Linked DNA regions of Homo sapiens: region 1 is linked to region 2. The links are chromatin loops, found by intact Hi-C in ENCODE. Cell type or tissue: dorsolateral prefrontal cortex. All regions are shown on one strand. Region 1 overlaps PLLP (plasmolipin). Region 2 overlaps NLRC5 (NLR family CARD domain containing 5).

The links. Peaks named below come from ENCODE experiments on the same cell type or tissue, not always from the same donor. Only the 100,000 strongest peaks of a DNase experiment are listed, where the experiment ranks them.
Region 1: a loop joins it to region 2, with 2.4 times the contacts of the local background. A loop is called at or near these places in 15 of 110 quality-filtered maps.

What each region holds. Positions count from the first base shown.
Region 1 is chr16:57,259,336-57,261,835 of GRCh38, reverse strand. All of the region lies in intron 2 of PLLP (plasmolipin), which reads left to right. Among named protein-coding and RNA genes, the nearest start is that of ARL2BP, 15 kb to the right of the region's middle. RefSeq lists enhancers at 1-553, 965-1,024, 1,035-1,174, 2,218-2,500. In dorsolateral prefrontal cortex, no CTCF peak of the experiment used is centred here; a DNase peak (open chromatin) is centred at 1,275; H3K4me3 peaks cover 726 bases; H3K27ac peaks cover 2,500 bases.
Region 2 is chr16:57,083,387-57,085,886 of GRCh38, reverse strand. It overlaps NLRC5 (NLR family CARD domain containing 5), which reads right to left. Exons shown (of 49, transcript NM_001384950.1): 49 at 2,367-2,500. Among named protein-coding and RNA genes, the nearest start is that of CPNE2, 7.9 kb to the left of the region's middle. RefSeq lists an enhancer at 1,225-1,354. In dorsolateral prefrontal cortex, CTCF peaks have their summits at 1,280 and 1,482 (motif pointing left); a DNase peak (open chromatin) is centred at 1,446; H3K27ac peaks cover 493 bases.

The DNA of each region.
Region 1 (2,500 bases), 180 kb before region 2:
GAAGTGGCAGGGTGTGGGGGGGTGGCCTGACATCCTCACTGACCTAAGCTGATCTGCAGAGCCAGGGGTGGAGGTGAGGATTGATGGTTCAGAGGTCCAGTTTTTCTATTTTTCCTTCAAGACAGTGTCTCACTATGTGCAGGCTGGAGTGCAGTGGCTCAATAATGGCTCACTGCAGCCTTGAACCCCTGGGCTCATGTGATCCTCCCATCTCAGCCTCCCCAGTAGCTAGGACTACAGGCACGTGCCACCATGCCCTGCTAATTTTTATTTTTATTTTTTGTAGAAGAGGAGTCTCACTTTATTTCCCAGGCTGGTCTTGAACTCCTGGGCTCAAGCAGTTCTCTCACTTTGGCCTCCCAAAATTCTGGGAGTACAGGAGTGAGCCACCATGCCTAGGTGCACGGTTTTTTGGGGAACCATGAGCCAGGAAGGACACAGGCTTGACTTTGTCCCAGGAGGGGAGTAGAAGTGAGGGGCTGTTGAGTGGATTTGTAAGAGGCCATTTGGAATCTTAAAAATATTTTTCCCGGCCGGGTGTGGTGGCTCACGCCTGTAATCCCAGCACTTTGGGAGGCTGAGGTGAGTGGATCACCTGAGGTCAGGAGTTTGAGACCAGCCTGACCAATATGGTGAAACCCTGTCTCTACAAAAAATACAACAATTAGCAAAATACAACAATTAGCCAGGTGTGGTGGCGCGCGCCTCTAGTCCCAGCTACTTGGGAGGCTGAGACAGGAGAATTGCTTGAACCCAGGAGGCGGAGATTGCAGTGAGCCGAGATCACACCATTATACTCCAGCCTGGGTGACAGAGCAAGACTCCACCTCAAAAAAAAAATTTCCCTCTGGGGGTGGTCAGAATTTGTGCCTGTGTTGTGTGAGTTTGTGAGATTGTAGCTTGGCCCAGGTAGGCAGCCCTGTGGCTGGAGGCTGTGGCAAGCTGTCAGAAGTTGCCCAGGCCAGGGCCTCAAGTGTGCAGGACAAGCTCGGGCACCTGGCTGCCTGCAGGTGAGGCCCTGAGGCCTGGGAGAGGCTGGGCTCCCCAGGTTTGCCCCAGGACAGTCTCCCCAGGACACAGGGCTGAGAGCGGACATGGGAAGTACCCCGGCCAGACACACAGAAAGCTGCTGGTTTTTTTTTTCCTCTGACCCGGAAAACCCCTGCAGCTGGGGTCTGAGGCTTTCAGTGAGAAGAGAGGCGAGAAAGGCACATGATTGTAAGACAAGCAAGGCTGGGACTAGGCGGCATTGTTTGGAATTCAATGACTTTTTAAACCGAGGAAACGTGAGTCATCCTCAAGACAGAATGGGTTTGTTAGATCTCGACATCCCTGGCAGAAACAGGCAGCGTTTGCAGGGGTCGCTGGGCTTGCAGGGAAGATTTTGGGGCGAGGAGGCGGTGCCTTGACTTCCGGGCTCAGGGTCCACCCCCTCCCTCACGTCCCAGGGACCTCTAAGAGAGAAATCTCCAGAGATAAAAGCCTGTGTGTCTCTTAGGTGCAGATTTGGGGCTCCAGCCGTGGCTGTTAATGGAAGGAGGCTCCCTTCTGCCACAGTGGCAGGACATTGCTTCTTGTGCTTCTGGACCCTCAACGAATGGGGCAGAGAGGGCTTAACTGCATCTAGAGAAGGCTGGATTAGCATGGCCAATTTGGGATTTTCTGGCATGGGGGCTACAGACCCCTACAGGATCCAGGCAAGATATGTGAGTAAATTGGGTCAGGAGGGACCCTGGAGAAGCCAGCATCCATCTGCCCATCGCAAGCTGCCTCTATACTCACTTCATCTGTTCCTAGTGGGAATGCAGCCCCTTTGGAGCGAAATCTTTTGATATCCTAAGTTTTTTTTTTTTTTTTTTTAGACAAAGTCCCGCTCTGTTGCCCAGGCTGGAGTGCAGTGGCACGATCTTAGCTCATTGCAACCCCTGCCTCCCAGGTTCAAGTGATTCTTCCGCCTCAGCCTCCTGTGTAGCTGGGATTACCGGTGGGCACCATCACTCTTGGCTAATTTTTGTATTTTTATTGGAGACGAGGTTTCACCATGTTGGCCAGGCTGGTCTCTAACTTCTGACCTCAAGTGATCTGCCTGCCTCGGCATCCCAAAGTGCTGGGATTACAGGCATGAGCCACACTGCACCCGGCCAAGATTTTTTTAATATAAAATTTTTACATGAAGTCTTCAGGTTTTCATGAAATCTAATTTTATAATGTTGGTAATTTTTTAAAAGTATATTGGACGAACTGAATGAATGTTTGAGGACCAGGCGTTTGAAGACGGTGAATGGGCTCCTGGGGCCAAGCGTTTGGGATGAGGGACTGGTCCCTGGTTGTCAGCAGAGGGCCCCTTCCTGCCAGTCTGGTTCCATATCCAGCTTGAAATATCTGGTCCTCTTGGTCCTGACCCTGGCATTTGCTTAGAGCCTTGAGCTTAGGATGTGGCCAAGAGGGAGACAAAAATTCTTCCCCCTGAAGGCAGAGAGGGATGTGAGGCCCAGCCCAG
Region 2 (2,500 bases):
AAAACTAAAAAAGAAAGATGAACGTTCAATTTGTACAATTATAAGACTGAGGCCAAGAGACAAAGTAGTAAAAGGAGATTCTCCCCATCTTGCAGATAGACGCGGGTACTTACCAGCCTGATCGCATTCTCAGTGCGATGGCTCACATGCAGAGACGGGGAGCTTCCATTGGATCTTACTGCTTGCCACCCCATAACCTTGCTTTTCTTTGAATTTTATTTGTTTTCATGTATATATTTAAACTGAGCCTACTTTGGGGAGGAAGGGGGCAGGGAGGCTGTACTCCATCCGTGCTGGATAGAAAAACAGGCCGGGCATGGTGGCTTATGCCTGTAATCCCAGCACTTTGGGAGGCCAAGGCACGTGGATCACTTGAGGTCAGGAGTTTGAGACCAGCCTGGCCAACATAGTGAAACTCCGTCTCTACTAAAAATACAAAAATTAGCCAGGTGTGGTGGCGAACATCTGTAATCCCAGCTACTCAGGAGGCTGACGCAGGAGAATTGCTTGAACCCGGGAGGCAGAGGTTGCAGTGAGCCCAAATTGCAGCACTGCACTCCAGCCTGGGTGACAGAGCAAGACTCCGTCTCAAAAAAAAGAAAAAGAAAAAGAAAAATCAAAAAACGGTTAAGGCCTCCAAGCAGGCAGGTGGCAAGAGAGGAAGTTTCTTAATAAAATGAACAAGGCAATTTCACACCAACTTGATGTAGGCCCAGCCAGCTCTGCAGTGCCGCAATACTATGGTTTATTTCAGGGAAGCTGCTGAAAGTTTCTTGGAGTGTAGAATTTGGGCAGATATGAAGGGGGGAAAAGGCGAAGAGAGAAGTAAAATGGCTAAGCAGCAAATGAAAATAGTGTCCTTGAGCTCCGGGGTCCCCTGTCCCCCATGGCCAGGTGCCTCTGCTGGTATCCTCTGCTCCTTCCTCGGCCTTGGCTCCCCTGCCAAGCTATTTCCAGGCTTTGAGGGATTCATCCTTCATTCTTGGGCAAGGAGAGGAGGCAATGCAACCCCTCTAGTGTGAAGGTGATCTTGGGCACACTGAAGGCCAAGGTCAACTCGGCATCATGTCCCAGGAAAGGGAGACAGAATTTCGGACCCAGGGTTGCCTGGTAAACTTCTTGGATCCTCTTCCTGCCTACTTTTTCCCCCATGAGCAGGCTGACGGGCCCATTTGGTGCTAGGTGTGCCCTGACCCTGGCCCGGTAAGGGTGGCCCTGTGTGAAGTATGGGTGCTTGGCACTTGGCTGGAGGACTTTCTCCTCATGCTTGGCAGGGGGCCAGGAACAACCTGGAGGGCTGCAAAGGTCAAGGCCAAGCCACCCAGGTGATGTCACTGGTAGGCTGGGACATCCCAAGCTACTAGGCCGGGTGGGAACAGGCCCCAGCATCGCCTCCTAACTTCCTTCTGGGTCCCACAGTGGAGGAAGTTATCTCATGAATCGCCAGTGGGCTAGCCTGCCCTCCAGTGGTGCTCAGCTGTAACTGCACCACCCTCCCGACTTGGTTTTTCACAATGGGGTGGGAGGCTCCCCCTAAGATCAACTTGTTTTAACTACACGAGGGAGACAGGATGCTGATCTGTCATTTTGGGCATCTCTTCACGTCATATGATATTCGGCTATAAAAAGAGAGGAGAGCTAGGATAACTCGTTTTTGTTTTTTGTTTTTTTTGCCGGTAACTTTGCTCGTCTTGCTTTCCTGACCTCTCCAACAGTCTTAATGTGTGTCTGTGTGTTGTGGGGGTGGCTGCTAACCCACATACCTCAAAGACAGGTAGCAAAGGGTTAAGTCACATTCTATTCCATGCCTGTCTGACTTCCAAAGCCATGTTCCTCTGGTACAACATACCCATGCAAACTCTCTAGGCCAGGGTCAAAGAGCAGCAAAAAGTGGGGTCAGGTGGGGTGTCAAGACAATGGGGAGTGGTGGGGACTGCAGCAAGCTGAGGCATGTGTGCACATCTAAAAGGCACAGTCATGTGACTCTTCAGTGGGAGTGCTGGATTAGCACTTAAAAGCAAGCAGAATCTGAATTTTTATGTAAAATTCCCAATTTTGAATACTGACAATGAATTCAGAAAGTAGTTTCAATGTTATGCAAGTCAAACAAAAAATGTTTCTAACATGCTGAGCTTCTATAACACCCTCACGTTGCAGGCGAGGTCTGGAGAGAGGAGGTAACTTGCCCATGGCCACGTGACTAGAGACAAGTCCTGAGCTGGGAACCCATGTCTCCTGACTCCCAGGCCAGTGCTCCACTCAGCACACCTCTCTGTTGTTTGCGCTGCTGTCCAGTCCTTACGGCAGGGGGTGAACCACCTCTGACTTCAGTGGGGTAAGAGGAAACATTGGATTCACGCTAGACGTGGAATACCATTGTGTTTATTGATCAAGCCTGGCTTCGAGTGTGACAGAGCCATTCTTGGTTCTCCTTGGAAGTAACAAGAACACTGGGTAACATGTGAAGTGCATGGAGACTCACCTGAATCCCACCAAAGTA